Linked DNA regions of Mus musculus: all the other regions are linked to region 2. Evidence: chromatin loops called from intact Hi-C (ENCODE). Cell type or tissue: heart. All regions are shown on one strand. Region 1 overlaps Pdcd1lg2 (programmed cell death 1 ligand 2). Region 2 overlaps Pdcd1lg2 (programmed cell death 1 ligand 2). Region 3 has its middle 37 kb from the start of A930007I19Rik.

What was found. A loop is a pair of places that touch in the nucleus more often than their neighbours do. Peaks named below come from ENCODE experiments on the same cell type or tissue, not always from the same donor. Only the 100,000 strongest peaks of a DNase experiment are listed, where the experiment ranks them.
Region 1: a loop joins it to region 2, with 4 times the contacts of the local background. A loop is called at or near these places in 4 of 42 quality-filtered maps.
Region 3: it touches region 2 in a loop (2.0-fold over the local background); 4 of 42 quality-filtered maps call a loop at or near these places.

The regions. Positions count from the first base shown.
Region 1 is chr19:29,468,364-29,473,363 of GRCm38, reverse strand. It overlaps Pdcd1lg2 (programmed cell death 1 ligand 2), which reads right to left. Exons shown (of 6, transcript NM_021396.2): 6 at 437-2,848. Among named protein-coding and RNA genes, the nearest start is that of A930007I19Rik, 51 kb to the left of the region's middle. In heart, no CTCF peak of the experiment used is centred here; DNase peaks (open chromatin) are centred at 2,543 and 4,263; H3K4me3 peaks cover 771 bases; H3K27ac peaks cover 4,595 bases.
Region 2 is chr19:29,415,631-29,420,630 of GRCm38, reverse strand. All of the region lies in intron 1 of Pdcd1lg2 (programmed cell death 1 ligand 2), which reads right to left. Among named protein-coding and RNA genes, the nearest start is that of Pdcd1lg2, 7.2 kb to the right of the region's middle. In heart, CTCF peaks have their summits at 1,570 and 2,580; no DNase peak of the experiment used is centred here; H3K27ac peaks cover 577 bases.
Region 3 is chr19:29,482,829-29,487,828 of GRCm38, reverse strand. No RefSeq gene overlaps it. Among named protein-coding and RNA genes, the nearest start is that of A930007I19Rik, 37 kb to the left of the region's middle. In heart, no CTCF peak of the experiment used is centred here; DNase peaks (open chromatin) are centred at 1,098 and 3,068.

The DNA.
Region 1 (5,000 bases), 53 kb before region 2:
AGAAATAATATTATATTTGAATTACATTTTTTAAAGTTCCCATTATTTACTTTTTTAGCCAATCACATTACGGTCATAAAAAGTCAGACTAATGAGCGTCATGTTATTTTCAATATTTAAAGTTTCAGGGTCAGTCACACACAAAGCACCTATCTCACACAAGGTGCTCTGGGCATGGGAAGATCCTCTTTTCTCTCTGCTTTCAAGGAGTCCAAGCGGGGAGATAACGTGTGCTCCAGTCCTCAGAGTTCAAAAACGAAAACATGTAAGCATCATTGGATGGGAATGAGAGATAGGGAGGGATGGAGGGAGGGAGGGAGAGAGACAGAAACAGACAGACAGACAGATTCAGACAGAGACAGAGAGACAGAGAAAGTGAGCACATTTCTGTGTCCAAAGGAAAGACAGCTGGAGGAAAATCTCCTAGTATAGGTAATAATTAAACCACGGGCAAGCTTTTATTCAGGAAGATTTGAAGTTCCAGCAATGAGGTATTGTGGGTAGAGGGGACCCTGTAAGATACATGAGGATCAGTAAGCACTTTGCCTGTGTTGAAGTTGAGGGCTGTGTAGGAACTCCTGGAGCACAAAGCCCATGCAATGTACCTAGGCTGGAAGCTTCTTCAGGGATGGGACTAGAAGAAGAAATCTGCTGCTGGTAAATCAGCTGATGATGTCTGAGCGCTCTGCTGCTTTTGCAGTGGGGACAGCGGCTGGTACATGGGACTTCACACTGACACACACTTATCAAGCATTCGTTGCCCGCTGCACGTTCACTGCCTGATAAAGGCAGGCAGTAAACACCATTCTTTTACTGCTCATTCTTTTGATAGTAAGTTAGTGCTTAGGGAGGTCAGACGTAGCTAAGCTAGAGTTTGAATCTTAGGCCCCCTGAACCCGGACTTCCCCTACACATGTCTCTGAAACACTTCGTGTGAAATTAATCCGTGAATAGCCAAAATACCTCTGGGTGTATGCAACTGCCAAAAGTCCACCTTGATGTTCCATCCAGCAGGTAACCAGGGCGCATTAATAACCAGGGCACATTAATAATTTGATGCTCTTGTTCACTTCTAAACAAAGCAGGCATCTATAACTAGACTGCCTGACCTCTCTGGGTTCTGGGCTCCTTGCCTATGGAGGTATTAATAACTTCCTTTTTGAGGATTTTGAGAGGATTCAATCCAATGGTGTGTATAAAATGCTTACCAGTATTAGGCATATAGTATTTGGTAACTGTTAGATAGTAATGTGACCGATCATAGAGATAGTTATAGTGAGACACACTAACTTATATTCTCCTCTCAGGATTTTAGGATACTGGATCTGGACGGCCCTTTCTCTATGAATATCCTAGAAAGCAGCCCAGCGAGGGCCAAGATGGCAGCATTTTGCCAGAATCCATTGTACCACTGGACTCCCAGTAGAGCAGACAAAGCACCCAACACCGATTGGCTATCGGGATTTGGCCTACCAATCACACACCTGAGAGGCGAGGTCCAGTGTAAGGAAGTTTGCACACCAGGAAGGACTTTTCTCTCTGTCCTGCTGTCTGGTATCTTAGGCTAAGGTGTGGAATCTGTGAGAGAGCCACCTTGCTGCAATGGGCATCTAAATGCAACTCAGAGATTTCACATAAACGATTACATTTTTGTGCTTCAAAGGCATTTTCTGAAGTTTTGTTGGGCAGATGGTGATAAAATAAGATGCACACTTCAAATCTTAATTTCACAACCATTTGGTCCCATTGACTCCAAATTCTGCTGAGTCTAAACACCAGGTAAAGAGCTGGCTTCAGGCTCCCTAACCTACAGGGGTCACAGTAGCTAATGTGCACATTTGGACAGCCCGAAGGTTAGTGAATTCACTGAGCTCCATGGCTGCAGTTTAAGTTAGCACCTTTATGTATTCTGAGCAACCCTGCCCCCAAACACTAACCTGAAAGGACTTCCAGAACGCCCACCCTCAAGTGCCCTAACAATGACATCACCACATTACAGTTATAGAAACAAAGCAACAGGAATGCTCAATGTAAAATCACGCAGAAAGCTAGGGAAGAAGGCTTAGCTTGGGGGACAGGCTATTCCAGCTTCCCATCTGAAATGGCTGAAGAAACAATTCACTGGCATGATGATTTTTTTTCTTAAGGAGATACCACTGAGAAACACTACCACTACCACCAAAACAACCAAACCCCACACCGTTTTGTTTTAAAAGATGTAGTTGAAAGAAGAGACACAAGAAACAGTGATATCACAGGTTACAACAATTACCTTGTGACTCACACTTTAAAAACAGAAAAGTAGAAACAAATACCACAGTGGGGGTACTTAACGTGTTGCTTAAATGCTTCCAGTTAATTAGAACTTCAGAGGCTGCCAGGATTCTAGGATGCTGTAAAACACATCAGTTATGACTTTGTTTATGAAAAACCCTGTCTGAAGCTTCCAAGTCCCCGGAGGAAATGAGGGCTATAAATAACTCTATTGACAATCTATTTTAGTAACTGGGAATTTCCATGTCTCCCTGCGGAAAGCAGGAGGTGGGGGTGGGGCGGAGAGCAATTCCTTTTGTTCTCACCCTGAAAGTCATTAGGAGCCTTAGGCCCTCACTGGGGTCCAGGATCCCAGGGGTAAGTCTAAAGTGCCATTGGGGTCTTGCTGTTCAGAGAGTCTTGAGACAGAGGGAAGATTGTCAGTCTTACAAGCTCCTCTTCGGAGCCCTGGGTCACCGTCCAAAGGGTTCAAAAGTGCAAATGGCAGGTCCTGCAAGATTCTCACTTTGAGTCCAGAAGTCTCTTGAGGGTTTCCCATCAGATCCTTCCAACTCCCAAGACCGCAGGTCCAGATCTGGGAAGAAGAGACCACAAACAGGAAAAATAAATAAATCATTGACTAGAACATACATATAACCTCTCAAAGTAGACTGGAGAGAGAAACCACCTTTAAAAAAAATAGTAATCTATGTATCGGGACCAGCAGGGTTCAAAGCCTTTCATGATACACCCTCCCATTTCCCCACTCTAAGTTTCTCTCCAGCACTACTTTAGGACCCCTACCCAACACCCACCCTATGGACCCCAGACAGCTATACTATAATGAAACACTTCATAGGGTGTCAGATGCCCTGGAGCAGGAGTTACAGGCAGCAGTGAGAGAGACAATGGGAACTGAACTTAGGTCCTCTGCAAGAGCTGCAAACCCTCTTAACCACAGAGCTCTCTCCAGGCCCTTTACTTCTGTTTTTAAAGGCTTTGGCAGTTCCAACAAGCTGGCCTACTCTATGCTCTCAGCCAAGTGCATGGCCAAGATGGCTGCTCCCTCATCTCTTGGTTCATTTGTCATATCTACTTGGATAGGCTACAGGGCCCACAATCTTATCAAATGCTAGTCTTGATGTTGCCATGCGCTTTACAGTTATAATTAATGTGTTGTATCAGCTAAATTCTACATAGCTTATATGCCAATATAGCTTCCTTCTAATCAGGTGAGACCTTGAGAACAAATTCCTAGAGATGAAGAAACCCTGCCTGGAGAATGTGATATGGAAACTCTGCCTCTGTTTCGACCTGCTGGCCTACTGCACAAAGGTCAGCCTCACTCTCCCCACAGTCATGGGCACTGACCCTTTAAAATGAATCTACCTGTCTCTTTCCCTCTGCTGCTTTCCCCTCCCCCACTCCAGGCTCTGTTTCTCTGGAGAGACCCTGGCCCCAGGACAACAGGTACCAGGTTTCCCAGCTATCTCATTTCTCTGCCAGTTACTTCACTGTCAGAATGTCAGATAAGGAGGCCTGAGACATTTCTGATTATATGGTTAAATGTCTGTTACAAAATACTCATGATCAAAAAAAAAAAAAAAAAAAAGTAAATAAAAGAAAAATAATTAAAAAACAAAAAACCAAAATACTCATGATCATGTTGACTCAACAAAGACGTTCTAATACCGCAGAGCACGTGGGCATGCGAGAGGATGAGACATTCAGGAGATTATGTGTTCTTGGTGTTCTCAAATATGTCTCTACCCTAAATGATCCATGCCTCGGGCCTCGCTGTTAGCGGTTTGTTTACTTCTAGCCATGAAGCTATAAATAGGTCCCCAGTGTGTGAGTTGGCTAATCTGGTAATTTTTTATCTAGCATTTAATAACTAGCAGACATTCCATAAACACCTCCATGTCTGTCTTCTTGCCAGTGGAGAGTTAGAGTTGAGCTGGCAGGTTGCCCAAGCCCTGTCTGGTCACCTCAGGCCTCCTCCCCTCCTTTCATCACATGCTTGCTTGCTGGAGACCAGAGTTTGTCACCTCTGCTCTCAGGCCCCTCCCACGTCTTCCCTGTCCTGAGTACTTGAAGGAGTCCCACTGAAGAAAGACACTGAGCCTATCGGACCTACACAAGCAGGTGCCTCCGGGTCAAGGATATCATTTTATAGGAATTGGGATTTTCGTTTCTGAAGAAATGGGTATTTTAATCAGGCTCGCCAAGGCGGATGAGAAAATTTGCTGGGTCAAGAAAATCTAATTGCTGATTCAGAGCTCAGTTGTAATCAGACCTCAGTGTGGAACTTCCCGAGTTTGTCCCATGGCTCTGTACCCAGGCTGTGGGCCTACAGTAATTGCTTTCAGATCAATTGCTGGTAGGCGTGGGAAAAAGTCTGAGAGCCCATGTTCATTCTTTTCCATCGAATTTTGTACTGAGGATTGCTATCTCTTACGGATGAGACAAAGGCTTCCTGGGGTTGTTTTTGATGTGTTTATAAAAAGATAAGGAGAGGGGGGATATGTTCTATGGAGATGTAGTCAGGTATGGGGGAAAGCAGTGCCTCTGAGGGCCCATGCTGAGGCATCCCTTCCCCCTGAGGGACCAGCCACAGGACAGTATAGTATAAAATAGAGTTTATTTGGGGCATGGTCAGGGGAGTTAAGAGGGTAGTAGAGGCTGGGCGTGGTGGCGCACACTTTTAATCCCAGCACATGGGAGGCAGAGGCAGGCAGATTTCTGAG
Region 2 (5,000 bases):
AGTAAGCCGGTGGAGGGCTTCGCTCTGGAGCCCCGGGGACTTTGTCTGCATTTTTAGAGAGGACGGTGCTTTGGTTAGAGAGTAGACTGCTTTGGAAGGATGAGCTGCAACGCAGCCTTAGGAGGGCACTGTATACATTTGCACTAGGGTGCTGGGCTAGTGGAGGGCGTGATCTGTGGAGGGTTTTAAAGATGTGTTCATTAAATTTATTTTTAAATGTTCAGCAGCTTTATTAAAATGTTGTTAACACACAAAAGCAGGCCGTATAAACTTAATGTAAACTCTTGGCACACTATTCATTCAGTTGGACTGCTTAGTATATGCATAGAGTTGGCTAACCAACACCACTATTTAATTTGGCAAATCTTAATTACCACTAAAAGAAGGAACCATATTCACTCAGAAATAGTCCCATTTCCCCTTCCTTTTTCCAGAATCCTGGCAGGTGTCCATCTGTGTTGGTCAACTGCTTGTGTTGACATTTCATAGAAATGACATTGAGTAGCCCTTGACCTTTTGTGGCTTGCTTCTTGCACTGAGCATGATGTAAGGTTTATCTGTTGTGCAGCACACATCAATACTTTATTCCTTTCATAATGGGAAGATATTGCATTGTATAATAAGCCAAATGTGTTTATTACTTGCTAACATTTTCTCATAAGAACTAAGTCTGTTCTGTTCATATCTGGGTCTCTAATCTGTTTTGAGTTCATTTTTGTGTATGAGCAAGGTTCTTTTGCACATACTCCAATAAATTTATTTTAAAAAACTAAACTGTCCTTTCTCTGTAGAATTATCCCAGCATCCTGGATGATAAACGTGGGGTGTATTCCTGGACTTTGCATCCATGTTGCTCAGGTCTGTGTCTGTTCTCTGCCCCCATCACATAGTGCCGTTTACTGTAGCTTTGTGAAAAGTTTGAAATTAGGAAGTAAGGCCGTCAGCTTTGTTCCTTCTGAAGTCCTCTCTCTCCCCCTCCCTCTGGCCCTTCCTCCTCCTTTCCCTTGAATTTCTCTCTCTTGAGTTTCTGTATGAATTTTAGGGTAGACTTGTCTATTCTGCACAAAAGGAACTGGTGTGCTTTGCTAGGAATTACATTGACTCAGCAGTTCCATAATTATCTCAACAATGTTGTCTTTCAAACTCTAAAAGCAGTCTTTCAGTTTTCTTTTCTTTTTCAGATTCTGAAATATTAAAAAAAATTATTATTATTGGCAACAAAGCCATGTGTAGGAGCAAGTGCCATGGTATGCATCTGGAAGCTAGCTTTATGAAGTTGGTGCTCTCCTTTCATGTTGTGTGAGGTTTAGGAATAGATCTTAGGTCACCAGGCTGGCTCAATAAGAATCTAGACTCACTAGGCTATCTCACCATACCAAGGTTTTAAACTTTTTATTTGCATACTTAAAAGCTTTACATTCTAATAGTTACACATTCTAATAATTAAAATAATTTGAAAAAAAAAGGCACTCTGATTATAGGACACGCTGCAGCCTGCAGGACACAGAGGGTGACCTTGGATTTTACTCCAGGTCTCACCACTTTCCAAATCCAGCTTCTTCGCTCACCAGCAGGACGTTCTTTCTCTTTCCTGCCAGTCAGACCTGTGGATGTGAGAGGCAAGCCGAGCCAGCCAGAACTTTGTTGCCAATTGTTACCGCTGTGAAAGGGAGAACCGAGTCTTTTAAACTTTGTCCAACCCCTTCACATTTTACAAAGCTAAACAGAGTAACCAAGTAAGGTCAGAAGGTGATGTTTGCTGAGCGCTCACTGCCTGTTGGTGGCACTTGCCTCACCATCTGCCCACTCCCGTCTGTTTGCTTGTTTCTTTTGAAGGAAGAGATTCTCTCTTAACATTTCTAGGCTCTTCAGTCTCCACTTACTGAACTACAGGATGTCAGCCACATCCGGTATTTCAGATAAGGTTGAGGAGAGAACCCAGCGAAGTGTGTGAGCAATAAAGCCTGATCTGTTATAGACTAGCCCATTTTCTTAGAGCTATGTTTTTGAAAACAAAACAAAACAACAACAAAAACAAAAAAAAAACAAAAAAACACCTGTAGGACATTGCTGACAGTATAGGTAATTAAAAGGAAATACAGACCTCCTGGGCTTAGGGATGGAGTCATTAGGACACTAGAGGGCTAGGAACATCCATTAGATCTGAAATGCCTGCTAGAGTGCCCAGAGAAGTTCCTCAAGATGTGGAAGGGCAGACAGTATAAAGCTGGAGGTAGAGATTGGACCTGCTTAATGGTCACGTAGGCCACAGCCTGCATGGCATCAGGGATGAGAGATGGGAAGAACAAAGTGGGAAGCAACAGACCTGAGGTACTGATTGCAACATGTCTGGACCATGTAAGTCTTCCTTACAAAATGCATAACTTGAAAAGTTATTGTCTTCACGCACAGTAGTTGGCACTTGCCAACGTTCTCACTTTTGGACAGTGACAGGGTGACAAGAGCCAGAGTTCTAGTGATGAATAGGCTCCTGGGCCACTCACCACTGGCTCAGCTTCCCTTTCTTCTTTAGCCACCCAAGGGGACTTTCCTGGAGCACTGCCTTCTTGGAACACTAAGGGGCAGACTCTGTTCTAAAGGTACTTTCCAGCCTGCAAATGCCTGTCCTACTAGTCTGTGCAATGGGTAAGAATGCACACTCTAAACCCAGACACATAAGCAATCAAAATCTGAGGTTACAAATGTATTAGCCTCTAACACATCAGACAGCTTAGAAAAGCTTTGTGCTTTATTTCCTCTCCTCCTCCTCCTTCTCTTCCTCCTCCTCCTCCTCCTCCTCCTCCTCCTCCTCCTACTCCTCCTCCTCCTCCTCCTACTACTACTCTACTACTACTACTACTACTACTACTACTACTACTACTACTACTACTACTACTACTACTACTACTCTACTACTACTACCACCACCACCACCACATGCCAGAATATTAGGAGTCATTCCATACTTTCCTCCCACCCTCTTGCTTCTACGCCCACTGTGCATCTTAGATGGTCCCTGTCCCTTCTGCTTTCCTGTGGCATCACCATAATTCTGATTCTCATTGCTTCTCATTCTACCCTAGTGCATCTTCCTCACTGCTGGCTCCCCCTTTGTGGCTCCCTCTACACCAGCCTTGTTGAGGCAGAGAGCATCAATCCTGGAACCATTCTTCACTCTTCTCTCACCCTGCGTCTGATTCATCAGCTAGTCCTATAGGCTGTCTCTTCACTGATCTTCAGAGCCTAATCACTTCTCACCACCCCAGAGATTCCGTACCATCTGGGACATTATCATCTCCTGTGGTGATTTCTGCACCTTTCTGATAGTAGGATTCCAAGACCCTACCTAATCTCATTATCTGACATTTGATTCCCAATACAGCAGCCAGGGTAATTATTTTAAAACACAAGTGCTATTGTTTTCAAGTCAAGTTTTTCTTAGGACAGCCTTTAAATGCTTTTCCTGCCCTGGTCTCTCTTACCTCTCGGTCACATAATGACCCATGCCCTTTCCATGAACAGGAACTCATGGTGGTTGCGAAAATCTAATCTCATTTTACTTTGTAAAAATAAATTTTTTTAACTTTATCTCAGTTTCTTTGTAAGTTAACTTTACCTCAGTTTCTTTGTAAGTTTTTAAAGATTAGTATGGCATCATATATGTCTTGTTAAAAGCCTTAAACTCTTTTACATTCATTACAACCCTTTTCTAGTTGCCTTATGTGGTTTCCTGTATCCTGAGTGTATCCTAGTCACCTATAATGATCACTTACAGCTCATTACTGGCATGTAAGGTCTCAGAAGTTTGTTAGATAGATAATAAATGACACGCACAATTTTTTACCCATGAGTCTGGCTCCCCGTTGGATTCCTTTTCTTTTAGATAAAAAGAAACTTGAGAAAGAACTTCCTATAAGTTAAGGCCACAACAGGATGAGCTAGTCACAAAGTAGACAATCATTATCCTAAGACTTACTTAAGACAAAGGCCCACTTGGAAGCAAGAGTTTCCATTGGTGGAGAGTGATTCCTTTTCAATGCTTGCAAGCTTGCCAGCACAGATACCTTAAGCTCCTCCATCATAAACTTGTCTCAAAACTCTTTGCAATGCAAATATGACCTTTGTCCTTGGAGTTCTTAGTGAGAACCAATTTTTTTTCCTCTAAACGAATATGTACTTAGAGCCCTTATAGTTAGGAAAGCAAAAGTCAAGTACAGTGAATAGAAGGAAGAACAGACTGCTTTGTAGCTAGGCAAGCAGGGTCTGGGGAGTCTGGGATGTATGGAGTGATGGGGAGTCTGGGGTGTATGGAGTGATGGGGAGTCTGGAGGATGTATGGAGTGATGGGGAGTCTGGGATGTATGGAGTGATGGAGAGTTTGGGGGTGTATGGAGTGAATATATAGCCAAAATGAATAAATTCATAATTTCAGAGCATCCAGTCCTTCAGCTGCACGAATACTGTTATACACAGACAAGAGAAGTGTTCAGATGACTAGTCCTTCTTTTTAGTATTCTTTCTAAAATCCACATGTTTTTTATAAGTCAGTGACCTACCATCTATTCTTGCTGTGTGTTCATTTTTTCTTAAGTCTATGGTGATTAGGTGGCTACGAGAAATCATCAGGTTCGCTAGCACACTAACACCTGCATGTCTTGGTCAAACCTCACCAAGTGTACAGAAGTGCTTGTGGGTGCTTGGATGATACATTGTAAATGATCAATTATTCTTCACATTGACTGCCATTATCACTTCTGAGGTAACAGACAGTCTTAGGTTTAGAAATTGCATGACTTTATATCTGCCCATCATCTGTGGTGACAGATATTATATTATTACAACAGACAACTTATTAAATTTGTATTCATCTCTATTAATGGGATGGAATACTTAAGTTCAAACTACATCTCAACTGTCCATCCCATAAACACCAAGCTCCTCCAATATACATACTGGCTTTTTTGAGTCTTTCTATCAGACTGTGGAGAACTTGTAAGAGG
Region 3 (5,000 bases), 67 kb before region 2:
ATAAGAAAGGCAGGTCAAATAAAACACCACGTGGTTTTTTTGTTTGGTTTTGGTTTTTCGAGACATGGTTTCTCTGTATAGCCCTGGCTGTCCTGGAACACACTTTGTAGACCAGGCTGGCCTCGAACTCTTGCAAGTTTACATTGTTCTTCTTCAGCACTCAGGCCTGAGTTCCAGCAAGTACCGCGGGCGGTGACTGCACCACTGTAACAGACGGAATTGATGGGAAAATGCCTACTTCCCCAAGGACCCTGAGTGGCTCTTGCTGCCCTGACTGCGCCCTGGGAGTTGTCTTCAGGGTCCCTCAGAAGCCCTCACAATCTACAACTACAAGAGAAACTCTTGCTTCAGCAAGGCATATCTGAGGCGCTTCTCTGGAATTTATGCCAGTGACCATCCTGAGTGGCCCGGGGAGTGGTTGGACAGCTGGGTGGATTTTGGAGTCCCAATCCTGGAGAGCAAGTCTCGATTCTTGTTCTCCACACGTCACCGGAAAGCATCCAGGCTCAGCGCACTTCTCCGTTCCTCGCTGCTTCTTACCTTACTTCTGATCACGAGCTCCCTTCTGTTTTGAATTCCTTGGAGCCCGTCTCCCTTCATTGGACATACAACTGTATGCAATCTCAGTTTTGATACAACTTTCCCAGCTTGTGATGTATATTTCTCTAGTTTTCTTTGAACCCCCCCAGTGTGAAACATATCTAATACAACGTTTTGTACTCTTCATGACACATAGCTGTCGGGGATTCAAATCACAAGATAGAATGTAATACGCCCCGGGGAGTGGGTGGACCCCATATACCCTTGAAACAGAAGGATGTTGCTGAGATGGTCCAGTGCCTTACCCTGTCACTCAGATGCTCAGTCAGAAAATAAAAGCTCTGGTTGAACTGGCTTTGAACTGTCCCTCAGGGCCTTCATGCTTTCCCAACAGCCCTCACAGAGTCACTTCCACTATGTCGCAGTCACCTGGGGATGACACTCTAAAGACTCTTCATTCTGAGAACATTGAACAAAAGTTTTTGTGTTTTGGGAAAGGACCCTTGCACTCCCTACACATGACTTTTCTACCCTGGGGTGGTTCTTGAAGACAACTTCCCCAAGCAGTCGTCAGAAGGGGTGCTCACACTGTCTCTTGTCACATGTGGTTCATATGCTCAGCCACAGCTCAGTCATGCGTATGTGCTCTGGCCCTTGTGACATCTCCTGAGGCCAGCAGGATGCTGGCAAGCCCAGTGTCTGCTCAAACTTATCTTTTAGTTTCTCTTCAGAGTCTCAGAAAAACACAGGTGGAAATCTGCGCTCGATATTGCGGGAAACACAAGTTGTATGTATAAAATTTTGCCAAAACCCCAGTGAAATTCTAAAATTTAAACATATTTTAAAAAAATAATGTTTAAATGTTTTTATGCTGAAAATACTCAAATTGTGCTTGCCTCTCAAATACAGTGAGAATAAAAATTGCTTACAGTCTCATGGCATGGGCAGAGCTACTCACTATTACTATAATTCTTGTTACACAGCCTTGAAAGCAAAGTGAAAGAAGGAAAAAAAAAAGAAAGGAATATGAAATATAAGCTGTTTGCCCCACCACCTCCCACCCTACTGCTGATCTTTACAAAAGGATTTTAAGGAGGAATTTTCCCCAAATTTTGTAAAGAAACGATCTTGCTAATAACAACATCGTGGAGGTATTTTTGTTGTCTGTGAACACCACAGCATCTCAGTGGCCATTCTGCTTTAGAAAACATACTCTAGAGAAAAATGACAGTTTGCACAAAGCCCAACAGCTAGCTGTCTTAAAAGGAATTTTGTATGCATATGATTCTCCAGAAGGGTCATATTTTTGAACCTTGTTTTTGAACAAAGCCCTCTTGACAGTCTAGGGCACTCCTTTCCAGCCATTTTCTTACCTTGGTTGTTTATTTTGGCTTGGCACTGTACCCCAAATGGTGCTAAGGTGCCCTGCGCATTACCCCACCATCCCCCGCCCCTTCTCTCACACATACCCACCACTATTGGTCTCTCCTCTGGGCTTTGGTATTTGTGAGCTTACATTTCAGTCCTGGCTCAGCAACACTGTCTGCATTTTCTCCTCTGTCTAAGACTTGAACCCCCTGCCCCCATAGGGTCCCATGAGAATGGACAAGTAATAGATGCAAATTGTGTGCTGACTTCATAATAACTTACCAACATACAGAGACTTAAGATGACATTCAACAATTTTTTTTGTATTTCTCTGTAATTTTGTTCTTGAGATTTCCATGGTCCGATGGTAACCTATAATACCAACACAGCTCTATGACTAATCTATTTTCACTCTGCTAGACAAGTTATTTCCAGTTTGGGGACAGAGATGTTGTAACTAAAGCAAGTTCTTTCCCTTCTGTTCTACTTCTTTTCTTTAGAAGAAAATTCCTGGAATAGCATTTCTAAACAGGGACATTAACCTTGAGCAATCTAACTCTGTCTCTCTCTGTCTCTCTGTCTGTCTCTCTGTCTGTCTGTCTGTCTGTCTGTCTCTCTCTTTCTCTCTCTCTCACACACATACAGAGAGAGAGAGAACAACTTTTTGTGCCTACAGTGTCTTCTATATTTTGCATTTCCTTGGAGAGATTTTTGAGCAGCAGAATTACTTGAGCAAACTGGAGGACAAGTGGCCTGCCCTCCATGCTATAAATCCTATATATGCCTCATTGTGCCAATTTATTCTTCCATAAACAATCTATGAAACCACCAGCTTCATATAGTCTAGTGTATTGCTTAGCGTATTACTATAGAGTATGTATGTAAGTAGTGATACAATTAAGAAATTTCTTGGCCAATGAAACAGCAGGAAAAGCCTGTTCAAATTTTATCTTGACTAAATATTTTGTATTTTTTCTATTCCAATTTTAAATTGCTTGGTAAGTTAATCATTTCAGCACATGTCCTGGTTTAACAAGCAATATGATCATTTCTTCCTTTCTGTCTCTACAGATGAACATCCTGGGCATGCTTGCTTCCTCTGTTTGCTGCAGCTGTTATAATGTGGAAGTTAATTTTCATAGGACAAACAGAACTGAGCAGGAAGCACGCACCATCTCCTCTTGGGAGGACCCTGGCTGTTAGAACGAACAGTGGTACACAAGTTCTATTAGATGGGGGCAGCTGCAGGCACTGCCACATCATTGCAGGATGCAGGTCCTTGCTAGCATCTCAGGGTTTTGTTCCAAGATCAACAGAGATGTTCTGTTAATATGTTAATTAATTGGCTTTCTCTTCTCTGTGACAAGAAACCCCACAAAACACCCCAAGGAGGGAGACATTTCTTCTGGCTCAGTGTTAGAGTGTCCGTGATCACGGCAGGAAGAGTATTGCATGGTAGAGTGGACCGACACCTCCAACAAGGAGGGAAGGAGACAGCATGGGGGCAGGGATGCATTTGAGAAGAAGCCCATTCTCAAGGGCTGTCCTTATCCCACTTTTCCTTTGCCTGGATCACTCAGTCTACAGGATGGCGCAGTTCCAACCACATGCAGCACAGGTCTTCCCCACGTATGGGATTCTCTGTGGATGTGACCCCACAGATATATCATGAGTCACCTTTACTAGTCTCCTAGTTGTGACCTTTCAGGAGAATCAAGTTGACAAATTTAATCACCAGGGGTTGTGGTGGTGGCTCAGTGGGTAAAGTGTTTTCAAGTAACAAGAACTGAGAGCCTCAGAAGCAGTGTCAAAGTCTGGTGGGTGTGGTAGCCAGCCTACAATCCTAGCAAGCTGGAGGATTGGTAGGGAGTCCCTGGAGAATGCTGGCTAGCTGGACTAGCCAACACAAGAAGCTCAGGGGTCATCAAGAGACCCTGTCTCAATAGGTAAGTGAACAGTCAAGGAAGACATCAGCCTTAGACCTCCACACATATGTGTTTGCACGCCCACATACCTACACACATGCACAGGCACACACACTAGAAAAAAAAGTTTAGTCACAGTAAACTCAAAATTAGGTTAACAATCTGGGCTATGATAATAAAACTCCTCCGAAACGTTTCTGTAATAAGACACCACTGAGAAATAAGTTCAATGTCACCTTAGAATATGCTATTCCTGTAGAAAAGGCTATATGACAAGCCAAATAATACTCATTGCTCTTCTCAGGAACCAGGTATCAGGAGAGGGTGAGAGGCAGGAGCAGGGTGGCTGGAGTGACCACAGCTGCTGGCTCCGTTAAGCTGTGTGAATCTGATACATTCCTTGGCCACTGAAGGGACAGATCTGGCAGTTGGTGGGACTACGTGGACCCAGTGGTCATGCCTGAGTTCACTGACATATTTTTCTTTCTTGGCTTCTTTTCTCTAGACTCCCTGCACAGTATTTCTAAAAGTATTTTATGAATGTCAACCATTGTTTTGGGTTCTATGATTATGAAAATGGATTTTTTTAAAGAAAAAAATCAATTCTTGCTTCTCAGTACCTCACAGGCTGTTATAGACAAACAGACATGTAATTACAAAATACCATATTATTAGGGCTTAATTTTGTAACAGATCTAGGATGTCTTGGCCTCATCTGGTTGTGACTTTGCTGAAGAATCTTAAGAAAAAAATAGTTAGTTTGCTTAATGTTAAAAAAAAATAGAGCTTAATTATCCCTGCTTAAATGTGAAGTCTGAGTCACCAAACACCAGTGAGGTTATAATCATGACTAGGTGTGGTGCTACCTAGTCACCACCCTAGAACATCAGAGGTAGAAGAGGGGGCAAGGACCAGGAGTTCAAGGCCAGTGTGGGCTACATGAGACCTTACTGTTATAAAACCAGCCAACAACCAACCACACACTGGAATGGAATGACAGCTACAGTTTGTGCTAGATATTGGGTGTCTTACATGGGCAATCTGATATTTCAAGCCCAGCCAAGGAGAAGCATAAAGCCCAAACCCTTAACACACTTGAGTCCTGTGAACTGGGCAGACACAGACACTTCCAAACCCATGGTAATTTGACTGAAGCAGAAATGTTTT